Regions from separate parts of the Homo sapiens genome. Here region 2 is linked to region 1. A link is a loop called in an ENCODE intact Hi-C map of the cell type or tissue named here. Cell type or tissue: PC-3. All regions are shown on one strand. Region 1 overlaps CLIP1 (CAP-Gly domain containing linker protein 1). Region 2 overlaps CLIP1 (CAP-Gly domain containing linker protein 1).

Region 1 (8,000 bases):
CTGAATGTTGCTCACAGCTTTTGCTGTGAAAGTCTTTGCAAGTAAGTTTTGAAAAATGTAACTCCAGCAAGAATGCGTTTTTTGAAATCAGAAAGTGCTTTTAATAGTCCCTTTCAGATTCTTAAAAGCTTAAAAATGCATGTGTTCTTGGTGAATCTGTATAACTACTGCCTAGTCTAACACAGGGGTCAAATTATTTTCTATGAAATTATTTTAGGACAAAATGATAGGAACATTGGAGAGATCCTTTTCTTCAAGTCCATAGATCTGTCTCTCCCTCTCTCTCTTTTTTTTATTTTTTCTTTTGAGTCAGGGTCTCACTTTGTCACCCAGCCTCAACGTCCCAGGCTCAAGCAGTCCTGCTGCCTCAGCCTCCCCAGTAGTTGGGACTACTGGTGCACACCACCACGCCTGGTTAATTTAATTTTTTTTTTTTTTTTTTTTTTGTAGAGAGAGGGACCCACTGTGTTGCCCAGGCTGGTCTCGAATTCTTAGGCTCAAGCGATCCTCTTGCCCTGGACTTCCAAAGTGTTGGGATTTACAGGCGTGAGCCACTGCTCCCAGCCTCTCTTTCTCTTTGACTTCAAATAATTTTAGGAAGTGAAGTGTTTTGAGAAAAGGTGTGTTAATAGGATTTTAATGTTAATACAACCTGACCTACTGGAAGCAGTTAGTGTGTGAAGTGTCCCTGACTTGAGCCAGAGGACACTAAAGGGAACTCTTGGAGCTGGAAGAGGATACTAGGAAAGCCTGTTTTGATTACTCTCTTCTTTCCTCTTCTTCTCCTGGTCCCTTTCCCTCTCTCCCTCTTTTTCCTGTTTAGAGCAGTAAAAATAGAATCACTAGCATTAAAATAGGCAACACCTCATTCTGTTTATTAAGGTGTTATTTTATTAGGGTCAAAGCCCTGCCCATAAGTTTATTACCTAGAAGTGGGGCAAATACTGTTTAAGTTAGAAATGGCGGCATCAGACTTTCCTCAGACTGAGTTCAGGTCTCCGCTGGGTGGTGGGGAACCGCAGACCAGGAGCTAGGATGTTGCGTTGTGCTGCGGGGAGGAGGTGGTTAGCCCAGGATCTCACGGTGCCTGCTCTTCCATTGTCGTCGGGCAGAGAAGGGACAGGTGCTGAAATCTTCACGTGGGGCTGTGCTCCTCTGCCAGCCATCTAGGCTTCCTTCCTCTATGTTCAGGTAGAATAAGTACTGCTCAGAGCATTTCCATTTGCGCATAAAGAGGAAGCCTGCATCTTCAACAGAAAAATTACTTTTATGAGAAAAGCATGACAAGAACAATGAAATGGAGAAGAGCCCCAAACCCCTGTGTTCAGACAGAGCTTTGTTTAATGTGGGTCAGAAACTCTGATAGGGACAGCTTGCCTCCTTTGCTGTTCTAGGAACAATTCCATGGGAGGGTCTATTCTGGATTAGGAATTCTTTCTTGAGTAATTTTTATTACCTTTTAATTGTGTCCATTTCTTTGGGAAATAGCAAGCTCTCCCTGCTCCCGCCAATCTCTCCTCTTACTTTTTGGACCAGTTCTTGTACCTCTTAGCTCACCTCATTCAGTGAAAATTGACAAAAGAGACGTGAGTTTCTGTACCTGTGAGACAGCTTATTTTTGTGTCTTTATGGTTTCTAAGCCAAAAATCACCATAAAATAGTATGACAAAGATAGAGAAATTGAAAGTGTCATTTCAGTTACTTTGCTCAGAAATGTATTTCTGTTTTAGAAAAACAAAAATTGAAAAAAATTTAATTCATTCTTTATTTGTTTTTATTTTTATTTTTTATTTTTTTGAGATGGAGTCTTGCTGTTGCCCAGGTTAGAGTGCAGTGGCACGATCTCAGCGCACTGCAACCTCTTGTCTCCCGGGTTCAAGCGATTTTCCTGCCTCAGCCTCCCAAGTAGCTGGGATTATAGGCACACGCCACCATGCCCGGCTAATTTTTGTATTTTTAGTAGAGACGAGGTTTCACCATGTTGGCCAGGCCAGTCTCGAACACCTGACCTCAGGTGATCTGCCCGCCTCTGCTTCCCAAAGTGCTGGGATTACAGGCATGAGGCGTGAGCCACCACACCTGGCCAATTCATTCTTTTTTTTTTTTTTTTTTAAAGTCAACTATTTATTGAGGAAATACCATGTGCCAGACAATGTAATAAGCATTTTACAAAGTTATCTCATTTTATCTTACATTTTATCAAACAATCCTATGAAATATATACCCAATTTACAGATGAGAAAACTGAGGCTCAACTGAAGTCAGGTAGCTCACTGAAGGTAAAATAGCTAAGAAGTGATGGAGCTAAGACTTGTATACAGAAACTGGACCTTAAGTCATTATGCCATACTGCCCCCTTCCATATCTAACTCAATATTTCAACAAGTGGTTTTTTTTTTCTTTTTTCTTTTTTTTTTTTTAATTGTTCATTCTTGGGTGTTTCTCGCAGAGGGGGATTTGGCAGGGTCATAGGACAATAGTGGAGGGAAGGTCAGCAGATAAACAAGTAAACAAAGGTCTCTGGTTTTCCTAGGCAGAGGACCCTGCGGCCTTCCGCAGTGTTTGTGTCCCTGGGTACTTGAGATTAGGGAGTGGTGATGACTCTTAACGAGCATGCTGCCTTCAAGCATCTGTTTAACAAAGCACATCTTGCACCGCCCTTAATCCATTTAACCCTGAGTGGACACAGCACATGTTTCAGAGAGCACAGGGTTGGGGGTAAGGTCACAGATCAACAGGATCCCAAGGCAGAAGAATTTTTCTTAGTACAGAGCAAAATGAAAAGTCTCCCATGTCTACCTCTTTCTACACAGACATGGCAACCATTCGATTTCTCAATCTTTTCCCCACCTTTCCCCCCTTTCTATTCCACAAAACCGCCATTGTCATCATGGCCCGTTCTCAATGAGCTGTTGGGTACACCTCCCAGACGGGGTGGTGGCCGGGCAGAGGGGCTCCTCACTTCCCAGTAGGGGCGGCCGAGCAGAGGCGCCCCTCACCTCCCAGGCGGGGCGGCTGGCCGGGCGGGGGGCTGACCCCCCCCACCTCCCTCCCGGATGGGGCGGCTAGCCGGGCAGAGGGGCTCCTCACTTCCCAGTAGGGGCGGCCGGGCAGAGGCGCCCCTCACCTCCCGGACGGGGCGGCTGGCTGGGCAGGGGACTGACCCCCCCATCTCCCTCCCGGACGGGGCGGCTGGCCGGGCAGAGGGGCTCCTCACTTCCCAGTAGGGGTGGCCGGGCAGAGGCGCCCCTCACCTTCCGGACGGGGCGGCTGGCCGGGCGGGGGGGGCTGACCCCCCCCACCTCCCTCCCGGACGGGGCGGCTGGCCGGGTGGCGGGCTGACCCCCCCCACCTCCCTCCTGGATGGGGTGGCTGCCGGGCGGAGACGCTCCTCACTTCCCAGACGGGGTGGCTGCCGGGCGGAGGGGCTCTTCACTTCTCAGACAGGGCGGCTGCCGGGCGGAGGGGCTCCTCACTTCTCAGACGGGGCGGTTGCCAGGCGGAGGGTCTCCTCTCTTCTCAGACGGGGCGGCCGGGCAGAGACGCTCCTCACCTCCCAGACAGGGTCGCGGCCAGGTAGAGGCGCTCCTCACATCCCAGATGGGGCAGCGGGGCAGAGGCGCTCCCCACATCTCAGACGATGGGCGGCCGGGCAGAGACGCTCCTCACTTCCTAGATGGGACGGCGGCCGGGAAGAGGCGCTCCTCACTTCTAGATGAGATGGCGGCCGGGCAGAGACGCTCCTCACTTTCCAGACTGGGCAGCCAGGCAGAGGGGCTCCTCACTTCCCAGACGGGGTGGCGGCTGGGCAGAGGCTGCAGTCTCGGCACTTTGGGAGGCCAAGGCAGGCGGCTGGGAGGTGGAGGTTGTAGCGAGCCGAGATCACGCTACTGCACTCCAGCCTGGGTACCATTGAGCACTGAGTGAACCAGACTCCGTCTGCAATCTCGGCACCTCGGGAGGCCGAGGCTGGCGGATCACTCGCAGTTAGGAGCTGGAGACCAGCCCGGCCAACACAGCGAAACCCCGTCTCCACCAAAAAAATACGAAAACCAGTCAGGCGTGGCGGCGCGCGCCTGCAATCGCAGGCACTCGGCAGGCTGAGGCAGGAGAATCAGGCAGGGAGGCTGCAGTGAGCCGAGATGGCAGCAGTACAGTCCAGCTTCGGCTCGGCATCAGAGGGAGACCATGGAAAGAGAGGGAGAGGGAGACCGTGGGGAGAGGGAGAGGGAGAGAGGGAGAGGGAGAGAGGGAGAGGGACCCAATTCATTCTTTAATAACCAGAATGACTTCATGTTACTGTGTGCGCTGCTGTTGGGCTCTACACATCTAGTCAAGCCTTGGAATCTGATTTCTCATCACCAACCTCATTTCCTGTGCATGTTGATTTTTGCATCATACTTTCATTTTCGTCATGGGAATAGCCAAAACCCAGCTTTGAAAGTACATGATGTTATTGAAAGGACTGTAGGACAATCTAATGAGACTGAATTGCCTCAAACTAGTAGTTTGCACAGAGTCCAGCAGATGTCGCTGTGTTTCTCTTGAAATTTTAAAACATCCTACAGTGCACTGGTGAGTTTGCTCAGCACCCTGGGGCATCTCTGCACATGGTTTGGGAACCACACATTTAATGTATTCAGGAAGAAATATTAGCAAGAGAAGGTATAATTTAGCTATATAATGAAATTGGAAGGTCAAGGTCAAATGGTTAAAAAAGACAACAGGAGTTTCTTCCTGGTATGTTTAAGTAATTTCAAGAACAAAAGGTTGATTCTTTTGTAGTTCTCAAGTTGCCGAGTTATTAATTGAGGAAAGATCCTCGCTGTAAGTCTGCATCCTGTGCATCTTGCAGTAAGGGCCTAGGGAAACCGATGAAGAGAAGAGCTTTCAGGCGACAGCTGCAGCAGCTCTGACTGCAGAAGATGAAGTCAAGGCTGACTTGATCTGGAGCCAGCAGTGGCTGAGCAGATGGCCTTTGGCGCGGTGGCTCACACCTGTAACCTTAGCACTTTAGAGTTCGAGAACAGCCTGGCGAACATGGCAAAACCCCGTCTCTACTAAAAATATAAAAATTAGCTGGGCGGTAGTGGTGCACGCCTGTGATCCCAGCTACTTGGGAGGCTGAAGCAGGAGAATCACTTGAATCCAGGAGGTGGAGGTTGCAGTCAGCTGAGATCGCACCACTGCACTCCAGCTAATTTTTGTATTTTTAGTAGAGATGGGGTCTCATCATCTTGGCCAGGTCTCAAACTCCTGGCCTCAAGTGATCCACCCGCCTTGGCCTCCTGAAGTGCTAGGATTACAGGCATGAGCCACCGCACCTGGCTGATCTCTTTACGTTGATGTATTCTTTGTGAGATTTATAGACAGAAGGCACACACTGTCTTGTGTTTTTGAGGAAGCCTTTCCTAATCCTGGCCAGCCTGCCAGCTGGAGCAGCGCCCTTGCTTTGCCGAGCAGATGCCCGCCATGCATGCATCGCGCCTCCCTCGCTTTTCTGACAGCATCATCGCCCTTCATTTCTCTAACTTTCCTTTACAGTTGACTGAAACCTCCTCCCGTTACGCCAGGAAGATCTCCGGTACCACTGCCCTCCAGGAGGCCCTGAAGGAGAAGCAGCAGCACATTGAGCAGCTGCTGGCGGAACGGGATCTGGAGAGGGCGGAGGTGGCCAAGGCCACGAGCCACGTGGGGGAGATAGAGCAGGAGCTAGCTCTGGCCCGGGACGGACATGACCAGGTGAAGTCTGGACCTTGTTGCGGAGATGGTGATGGTTTCTAAAGCCACTGAGGAGCCGAGAAGCATGCCCGGTGCTTGGCACCGAGGAGCTAGACTTGAGAGCACAAGAAATGGGTGTACATTTCTTTGCTGTGCTTGTTTGAAAGCTACAGTCTGGGGTGCCAGTTTCCATGATCACAGAGATGAAGTTTTGTTCTTGATTCGACCTTAGTGTTTGGTCTTTGTGTCCGGGTCTTTTGGCCTGTCTGTGTTAGGCCAGCTTGGTTACTAGGGCCTTACCAATGATTGATTATAGCTGCTGTTTGTGGATTACTCTTAATATGTGTTTCAGCTTCAAAAAAGATGAGAGGTGTTTTAACATTGTTCTTTATCACTTTCATCATCTATCTTCCAGGAAAGCTGTTGAGAATAACCTATTAAAATAGAGAAAGCTTTTTAACATAAGGTTTTAGAGTAACGCCCACCCACCATGGTGACCCACAGCTCTTTGGAGAAGTATCACTGGGTCTGTATCTGGGTCAGAAATAGTCCATTTACCGACATTCTTGCCTTCCCCAGCATGTCCTGGAATTGGAAGCCAAAATGGACCAGCTGCGAACAATGGTGGAAGCTGCTGACAGGGAGAAGGTGGAGCTTCTCAACCAGCTTGAAGAGGAGAAAAGGTGACCCCAGACTGTTTCCTGGTGCAAGTGTGGCCTTTCCCCCTTTTTTTTTGTTTTTGAGACAGAGTCTAGCTCTGTTGCCCAGGCTGCAGTGCAGTGGTGCAATCTCAGCTCACTACAACCTCTGCCTCCCAGGTTCAAGCAATTCTCCTGCCTCAGCCTCCCAAGTAGCTGGGACCACAGGAATGTGCCACCACGCCTGGCTAATTTTTTGTATTTTAGTAGAGATGGAGTTTCACCATGTTGCCTAGGCTGGTCTCGAACTCCTGAGCTCAGGAGATCCATCTGCCTCAGCCTCCCAAAGTGCTGGGATTACAGGTGTGAGCCACCGCGCCCAGCAGCCTTTTCATTTTCAATGACCTCAGAAGAAAATTTCCTATTAATAATCATGTTGGTATCAACCCTTAGAACCAAAGGAATGACTATGTGTCCAGCAGAAGGTGAACTCTGCCATACTGTGTGAAGAGCGTCTGCTTTGATTTGACTTTTTTCAATAAGTTTGGAATCATTTAGACATGGCCTGATTGGGCGCAGTGACTCACGCCTGTAATCCCAGCACTTTGGGAGGCTGAGGCGGGTGGATCACTTGAGGTCAGAAGTTCGAGACCAACGTGACCAACATGGTGAAACCCCGTCTCTACTAAAAATACAAAAATTAGCCAGGCCTGTTGGCGGGCGCCTGTAATCCCAGCTACTTGGGAGGCTGAGGCAGGAGAATTGCTTGAACCCGGGTGGCAGAGGTGGCAGTGAGCCGAGATCGCGCCACTGCACTCCAGTCTGGGTGACAGAGCAAGACTCCGTCTCAAAAAAAAAAAAGAAAACATTATTTATTATCTTTTGAGACAGGGTCTCACTCTGTCACTCAGGCTGGAGTGCACTGGTGTGATCATGGCTCACTGCAGCTGTGACATCCCTGGCTCAAGTGATCCTCCTACCCCAGCTTCCCAAGTAGCTAGGACACAGGCACATGCCAACATGCCTGGCTAATTTTTGTAGAGATGGGGTTTTGCCATATTGACCAGGCTGGTCTCAAACTGAACTCAAGCAGTCTGTCCACCTTAGCTTCACAAAATGCTAGGATTACAGGTGGCTTATTTTATTTTTTCTTTTTGAGACAAGGTCTCACTCAGTTGTGCAGCCTGGAGTGCAGTCATACGATCATAACTCACTGCAGCCTTGACTACCTGGGCTCAAGCAATCCTCCCACCTCAGCTGCCCAAGTAGTTGACACGGGTGCACGCTGCCACACCTGGCTAATTTCTTAATTTTTTGGTGGAGATGAGGTCTCGTCATGTTGCTCAGGCCGCTCTTAAACTCCTGGCTTTAAGCCATTCTCCCACCTTGCCCTCCCAAAGTGCAAAGATGCATTTTTAAACTTGCTATGTCTCTAAGGCATTTCTGGTGGCTGTCTGCTTGAATTCACCAGGGTAGTGATGATAGATTTTTTTTTTTTTTTTTAAATATAAGGACTGGGTCTCACTATGTTGCCCCAGCTGGTCTCAAACTCCTGGCCTCAAGCGATCCTCCTGCCTCCACCTCCCAAATTGCTGGGATTATAGGAGTGGCCTACCATGCCCAACGTGTTTTTTTGTTTGT
Region 2 (8,000 bases), 51 kb after region 1:
GAGGGTGGGCATAGGGTTTATTAGGTTCTGAAAAATGTAATAATTGTGGGTGGCAGCCCTCCTTTTGGGAGGTTATGGCCATTTAACCCCTTCTGCATGTAGATAATACTGTCTGCTGTTATTATAGATCCTATCAGGCACGTGACCCAGATATATTTTCTTCAGTGCTGTGAAGCTGGTTGTCTCCCACAGTTTCCTTGCCTGTCTTGTTTCTATGGTAACCCTGCACTCACTGTCCTTGCAGAGAAACCCTAAAGCAGGCAGCAGCTCAGAAGTCCCAGCAGCTTTCAGCGTTGCAAGAAGAGAACGTTAAACTTGCTGAGGAGCTGGGGAGAAGCAGGGACGAAGTCACAAGTCATCAAAAGGTCAGTGTCCTTTGGCGAGGGGTTCCAGCTGTGCCATGCTGGGTGCTGCTGCTGTTGGCAGCACGCTCAGAGGCCACTCGGAGGTCTGCTCAGTGTGGTGGGGTCATTCCAAATGGAATTCCAAGTTACCTGTGCTATGTGTCTCCTTGTTTTCAAACGTGCTGCTGTAGGATTTAGGGTAGGAGAGATTTGACAGGTCCTTTAAAAAACACACAGAACACTGGAACTTGCAAGCAAGTAGAAAATACTATCTTTATTAGACAATCTTGTAGCTCAACATTTAAATGGAAGGGGACAGTATCTTCACCCTACTACTACTTGGATTACAAAATTATTTTTCTCTTAAGATTTTTTTCACTTTCATCAAAATTGATTTTGAAGAAACAGATTCCAAGAATATAGATTTGGTGTAAGTGTTGGCAGCTGATTTTAAATAGAACTCTGCTTTTGTTTAAATTAAAAAACATGCTTAAGCCTTTTCTAATGAAACTGTGCATACATGTACACTTGTGTGCATTGGTAAATATAGAATATATGTTACAACTGGCATGAACTATAAGCAAACCACAACCTATTTACTTCTATATTTAAATTACAAAGGTTTCTTATAGAAGTTGATTAAACATGGCAACAAAACTGATTTTAAAGGAAGCTATATCTGCCTTTTATTCTTCTCTAACAGTTGAATCAAAGTGCTGAATTGTGAGTCACATCTGACTTCAGAGCAGCAGCTTAAAATTACATTTTTAAGAGACTTTTGCTGTGTAGTCATTCATTCTTGTTTTGTACTCCAAGGGGAAAAAATTTTTTTTCCCGTTGTGTGTTGCAAACATTAATTCTTACTTGGGATGGATTAGTTTGGGGTAGTTGTACTGAGTACCCATTGACATGGTGCAATTTGTGGTGAAAGCACTTTTTGGAGAGTTAACTTTAGACTTTAAAATCTTCATTGTTGCTTTTGTGGAAGAAATGCCACATCTCTTCAGACTCCAAGATGATGATGATGCTGTTGGTGATAGTAGCTAACATTTATGGGCTCTTGCTATGTGACAGGCACAAATAAGTGCTAGCTGTCATCGCAGTCCTTGCCATAATTCTAAGCAATAGCACTATTATTATCCCCATTTGTAAAAGGGGAAACGGAAGCACAAAGATGATAGTAATTTGTTCAGCATCATTTGGCGACTAGTGTCAAGAGATGTCATCTTCTGATGGGGGCCAAGGAGAGTATCAGTGTGTTGACTTAACTAGGGTCACTGCACTCTCCTTTGATGAGTTTGTGAGAAACTGGAGGTCATGAAGAATGGAAGCCCATTGACCAGCAGGGGTTCTTTTTTCCTGGCACAAGCTAAAACACCTACAGCATTTGGCATCTCCAGCATCAGTGTGTCCACAGGGACTTGGAAGAGAAGGACTTTGGCTAAGTGCTGAGTCTATTGCCATCTCCTGTCATTTCATTGAACATCTCTGGTAGAGAGAGTGGGTTCCATAAATAGGAGGAACTTACAGAGATCATCCTCTTGACTTATGCTGTGACCTTAACTGGACTGATGATTACAGTTCTTGTCTCTGTCACTCAGAACCAGAAGGGATTCAGGAGACATCATGCTTCCTTGTTTAGAATTTCCCACAGTTTCTTTGCCTGACTTGGGCTCCTCTCCATCCTAGCAGCTCTGTTCTCTTTTGCAGTAGAGATTTCAATTAGCTTCCTACTGAAAAGGTTTTGTGATTAAAAAATGTAAAAATCAGGCACTTTGCAGAGTGTTAGAAAGTAATGCCTACAGGAATGGCTAAGAAGTGACTTACTTTTAAAGAATGGGTGGATTCTTAAGCCACTGGTAGTTTTCTGTATGTAACTCAGAAGGAGAAATAATGTGTATGTGAATTAAAATGTGATAGGCTTTCATGATGGAGATTGTGAAAAACATTGATTACCAAGAAAGATTATAGACCATTCTTTCCATGGTATATATATTTCAAAAGAGTGGAGTGAGCCACCCGTTTAAAGTAACTTAGAAGCCACCTTAGTTTAATGAAGACCGATTAATTCATCGGGCTCTGTTACTCTTTTATTGTATCATCTCCAAGAATTCTATAAAATTTCACTTAGTTGCTTTCTCCAGTTAAGTCAGACTATTGATCAGCTGTGTTAGAAATGTATTACAGAGCTACAGTATTTGGCAGAAATGCTATTTAAAAAAAATAATTTTAGTTGTAGTACTACAGAAAAATTTGCTTTTTCATTCTAAAATCGAGACAGTGGAGACTAGATTGACTTGGGAAAGGTAAGTACTGACCCACGACCTAGGTTCTCTCCTGATTCCTTTATTTAGAAGCACCATAATTTGTTGAACTGAGCTGATTGCTTTACCATTATTTCATGGAATCATCACAACCTACCTCAGAGATAGTAGGATTATTTTTAGACAGGAAACAGGCTCAAAAGTGAACTAATGGCTGGGCACAGTGACTCACACCTGTAATCTCAGCATTTTGGGAGGCCGAGGCGGGTGGATCATGAGGTCAGGAGTTCGAGACCGGCCTGGCCAAGATGGTGAAACCCCATCTCTACTAAAAATACAAAAATTAACCAGGCATGGTGGCGGGCGCCTGTAATCCCAGCTACTCGGGATACTGAGGGAGAGAATTGCTTGAATCTGGGAGGTGGAGGTTACAGTGAGCCGAGATCGTGCCACTGCACTCCAGCCTGGGCGACAGAGTGAGACTCTGTCTCAAAAAAAAAAAAAAAAAAAAAAAAAAAAAGTGAACTTACCAAGGATACACAGATAGGCAGTGGAGGAGCTGAGATTTGAAATTGTGTTTGAAAGCCTGTTTGTCCAGCTGCTGTTCTATTCTGAGAATAAAACTTTTTTCTGCTTACTTCATGATTATTGTTCAAGATTTTAAAAAGCTGTGAGCTAGAAATGGGGTAGGTGCGGTCAAACATTGCTCTAAAAATGGCTTCTGAACCCTACTGGTACTTTTTTTTTCTGCCTCAAATATTTATTTTGCTTAGAAAACCCAGTGCATCCCAGAATCTTGCCATTCACAGGTCTGCTTTTGCATCTTTTCTTGTCTCCTTTCTCACTTGGTGATCATGTCCTCATTGTTAAAGGCCCATGTTAAAGGTCATGGCCTCTGATCTTGAGCAGAGCAAGCTGCTGCCCCTTTGTGGTCAGGTGCGGGCTCTGCAGTGCCCTGACCTTAGAACCCAGCATTTTGGTCAGGATCGTGTGCTTCTGCTTCTCCCACAGACAGTGAGAAAGTAGGAATCATAGAGCACGACGTGTAGGTTTGAATGAATGCATGGGTGTTTGGTGAGTATCTTGTTTTTAGCCAGGGCCCCAGTTTCTGTTTTACAGAAGAAGACAGAGGACTTTGTGACTGCTCTTTCCATTTTTTAGATGATTCACTTTACTTCCAGCTTCATAGCTGAATTAGTCGGGGTTCTCTAGAGGGACAGAACTAGTAGGATAGATAGATATCAAGGGGAGTTTATTAAGGACTGTTAACTCACACAATCACAAGGTCCCACACGAGGCCATCTGCAAGCTGAGGACCAAGGAAGCCAGTTCGAGTCCCAAAGCTGAAGAACTTGAAGTCCAATGTTCTAGGGCAGGAAGCTTCCAGCATGGGAGAAAAATGTAGGCTGGGAGGCTAAACCAGTCTAGTCTTTTCACGTTCTTCTGCTTGCTTTTTTTTTTTTTTTAGATGGAGTCTCACTCTGTAGTCCAAGCTGGAGTGCAGTGGCTCGATCACTTGGCCTCCTGGGCTTAAGTGATTCTCATGCCTCAGCCTTCCTAGCAGCTGGGACTACAGGCGCGTGCCACCAGGCCTGGCTAATTTATTGTATTTTAGTAGAGACTGGGTTTCATCATGTTGCCCAGGGTAATCTCGAACTCCTGAGCTTAGGCAATCCGTCCACCTCAGCCTCCCAAAGTGCTGGGATTACAGGCATGAGCCACTGCGCTCAGCCATCTGACTGCTTTTTATTCTGGTCAAGCTGGCAGCTGATTACGTTGTGCCCACCTAGATGAAAGGTGGGCAGCCTTTCTCAGCCCACTGACTCAGATGTGAAATTTCCTTTAGCAACACCCTCACAGACATACCCAGGATCAGTACTTTGCATCCTCAATCCAATCGAGTTGACACTCAGTATTAACCATCGCAGTAGCTTTTGTTGCAGAGTTGTGGTGGCCGAAAACCTGATCACCAACTTAGTGGGGCATTTGCTCTTTGTGTGGCTGGTAGAAGCATACAGTGTAAATTCAGGCAAGGTCATATAGTTTAAGATTAATGGAAACTATACAGAGCATTCGTTTCTTTTTTAAGAGACAGAGTCTCACTTTGTAGCCTGGGCTGGAGAGCAGTGGCACTATCATAGCTCACTGCAGCCTCAACCTCCTGGGCTCAAGGGATCCTTCAGCCTCAGGCTCCCCAGTAGCTGGGACTATAGGTATAGTCTACCCCTATTTTCTTTTCATAGGGAATTCTAAAAATAATGTTGATTCTTCTATAGAAATAGTCACCTTAGGTAGTCACTTTTGATATGTCTGATTTATCATTTCCAAACCTCACATGTGTTCCACCTTGTAAAGATAGCAAATACAGTGAGCTATCACTATGGGAACAGAGCTGATTCTCCCCCTGGCTATTTGTAGAATGAGGTTACAGTTTGCTTATGGAAACCGGACAGGGATTAAATGACTCAATAACTGTATTTCATGAACAGTTTTTCCTGACAGAGGTTATAGCAGATGTATTATACAAAAAAATTGGGGTTAGCATCTAAATTGATCATGAATAGTCACCTGCCATTTAAATGAGCCTGAATTCCCAGACATGAATGCTTAGAAAGGGAAAGCTATTTTTAGCTTATTGTGTATTAGTTTGGAAAAATGGTGGTTATCAGCCATCATAATTTTAATCTGGGCTCAGGGGACTTCTGGGCAACTAGGGCTGATTGAAGCTGGATCACAGACTCTGTCTCCCTTCAGTACCCAATGCTATGAACACAGTTTTTCTGTATTAAAAAATGTGTCCAGCAGAAGCCAACAAAGCCAGTCAACTTCATGCTATAAACTTTTAAATTGGCACCCAAGGCTGGACGTGGAGGCTCACGCCTGTAATCCCAGCCCTTTAGGAGGCTGAGGCAGACAGATCACCTGAGGTCAGGAGTTCGAGACTAGCTGAGAAACATGGTGAAACCCCATCTCTAATAACAAATACAAAAATTAGCCGGGCATGGTGGTGCATGCCTGTAATTCTGGCTACTCGGGAGACTGAGGCAGGAGAATCACTTGAACCCGGGAGGCAGAGGTTGCAGTTAGTCGAGATCGTACCACTGGACTCCAGCCTGGGCGACAGAGCAAGACTCCGTCTCAAAAAATAAAAAGTAAATTGGCAACCAAGAAAGGAAACAAAATTGTGGTTTGACTCTGACACTTTGTCCCCAGTGGTAAGTGGAAAGGACGGTGAACAGCAAAATCCTGAGAATTTGTACTTGAATTCTCTCCATCCCTGTGCCCAGTCTAGTTTGGAAAAAATTAGACTGAAGAAGTGAGTAGACAGCCTGGGAAAAGTAAAGGAAAAATTTCTGAGGCTCAATGCCCCTTTGCACCACCGCAGGATTTTACCAACGGTGGGAAAAACTGCCAGTGGTCATTTTCTGTAGCTAGTCCAGCCAACAAACTGCAGCTGACAGGCACAGGGCACTGTGGGTATTTTTCTCAAGTGATAATAAGTCCGCAGTAGGCAGTCCGGGCGGGTACCCCCTCAGGAACGTCTGCACGGAGCTGGCCCTTCCTTCCTGCTTGCTGCTCTGCTAGGCGTGTAGTTCTTGTCCGTCTGATCCCCGGTTGGCTATTGTACCTCAAGCATCGCAGAGCTTTCTGGATGGAATCAGGGGGAGGACAAGGCAGGGAAATGCAAAGGGCTTCTCACATGGCTCTGTCTTCTAATTTGGGGAAGAAAGTTCACATTTCTATGATCGTATCACATAACCACCTCCAATCACAGGAGAGGCTGTGTTCCAGTCTCTAGGAAGGGAAGGTAGCAGAAGCAGTAGGAGCACTGTGGAAAGAGCTGACTGGGGATGCGTGCCCCAAGGCTGAGGATGTTCTCCTGTGGGAATGAGATTACCTGTGTTCAGGTAGAGTGAGTGATGTGCATAGAACACTGAAGAAAAATCTCAGGAAAGAGATCACCAACGGAGTCTATGTGTAGCCTCAACTATCCCAACCTTGACTCTATCCAGAAACCTCTGGCTACAGAAATGTGTCAATTACAGTGCTTAACTTTTAGCTGTAACGTGGGGTTAAAGATAAAGGCCTCAGATAAGGTAGGAAGGGTGTTGGGGGAAACTCACGGTATATGTGAGCCAAGGGAAGGTCTAGGTAGAGCCATCGAGAATAAGATGAAGTGTACACATTCTGCACCCTAAGAGGGAAAAGAGAAAGAACGGAACATCAAGAGCCAGAGAGAGACAGGAATTCAGGCCAAGAGAAGCTGTTACCCAGGGAAAATAGTGCTTTGTGTTATGTAAAACTCAAGTTATTTGAATAAAACAAAACAACTGTTCAAAGAGAAGATGATAAAATGACACAAGTTTAACAGGGAGATTGAAGAATTAAGGAAACAAATTGAAGACCAAACCACACCAGATCAAGACTACTAAATAAATCATAAACAGGAAGCAGCCTTATAAGCATTTCTTAAAATATAAAGGAAAGGGCCAGATGCAGTGGCTCATGCCTGTAATCCCAGCAATTTGGGAGGCCAAGCCAGGAGACTGTTTGAGCTTAGGAGTTCAAGACCAGCCTGGGCAACATAGCAAGACCCTGTCTCAAAAATGTATCTATATTTAGGCTGGGCACGGTGGCTCAAGCCTGTAATTCTAGGACTGTGTGAGGCCGAGGTGGGCAGATCACTTGAGGTCAGGAGTTTGAAACCAGCCTGGCTAACATGGCGAAACCCTGTCTCTACTAAAAATACAAAAATTAGCCAGGCGTGGTGGTGCCTGCCTGTAATCCCAGTTACTTGGATACTGACATGGGAGAATAGCTTGAACCCAGGAGGTGGAGGTTGCAGTGAGCCGAGACCACACCACTGCATACCAGCCTGGGGGACAGAGCAAGATTCTGTCTCAAATATATGTGTGTGTGCGTGTGTGTAAGTATTAGGAGATACGATAAGGAAATTTCCCCAAGTAAAGGAAGAACTGAATCCGCAAAAAGAAAAGAGAGTGGGTTGTATGGAAACCCAGTAGGGGGACCCATTGGGAAAAATTGGTCCAAAATAATAGACACCCCAAAAAAAATACCCTGGTGATTACTGAAATTCAACAATACAGAAATAATTCTATGGTGGGCATGGTGGTTCATGCCTGTAATCCCAGCACTGGGAGGCCGAGGCAGGCAAATCACCTGAGGTCAGGAGTTCAAGACCAGCCTCACCAACATGGAGAAACTCCATCTCTACTAAAAAAGAAAAAAAATAGCCAGGCATGGTGGCGCATGCCTGTAATCCCTGCTACTTGGGAGGCTGAGGCAGGAGAATCGCCTGAACCCAGGAGGCAGAGGTTGCGGTGAGCTGAGATAGCGCCATTACACTTCAGCCTGGGCAACAAGAGTGAAA

What was found. Hi-C counts contacts between places; a loop is a spot of excess contacts. Peaks named below come from ENCODE experiments on the same cell type or tissue, not always from the same donor. Only the 100,000 strongest peaks of a DNase experiment are listed, where the experiment ranks them.
Region 2: it touches region 1 in a loop (2.0-fold over the local background); 6 of 110 quality-filtered maps call a loop at or near these places.

The regions. Positions count from the first base shown.
Region 1 is chr12:122,352,857-122,360,856 of GRCh38, reverse strand. It overlaps CLIP1 (CAP-Gly domain containing linker protein 1), which reads left to right. Exons shown (of 26, transcript NM_001247997.2): 6 at 5,545-5,742; 7 at 6,301-6,404. Among named protein-coding and RNA genes, the nearest start is that of CLIP1-AS1, 39 kb to the left of the region's middle. In PC-3, a CTCF peak has its summit at 4,529 (motif pointing right); a DNase peak (open chromatin) is centred at 4,516.
Region 2 is chr12:122,302,127-122,310,126 of GRCh38, reverse strand. It overlaps CLIP1 (CAP-Gly domain containing linker protein 1), which reads left to right. Exons shown (of 26, transcript NM_001247997.2): 20 at 245-365. Among named protein-coding and RNA genes, the nearest start is that of VPS33A, 40 kb to the right of the region's middle. In PC-3, a CTCF peak has its summit at 3,556 (motif pointing left); a DNase peak (open chromatin) is centred at 5,016; H3K27ac peaks cover 1,729 bases.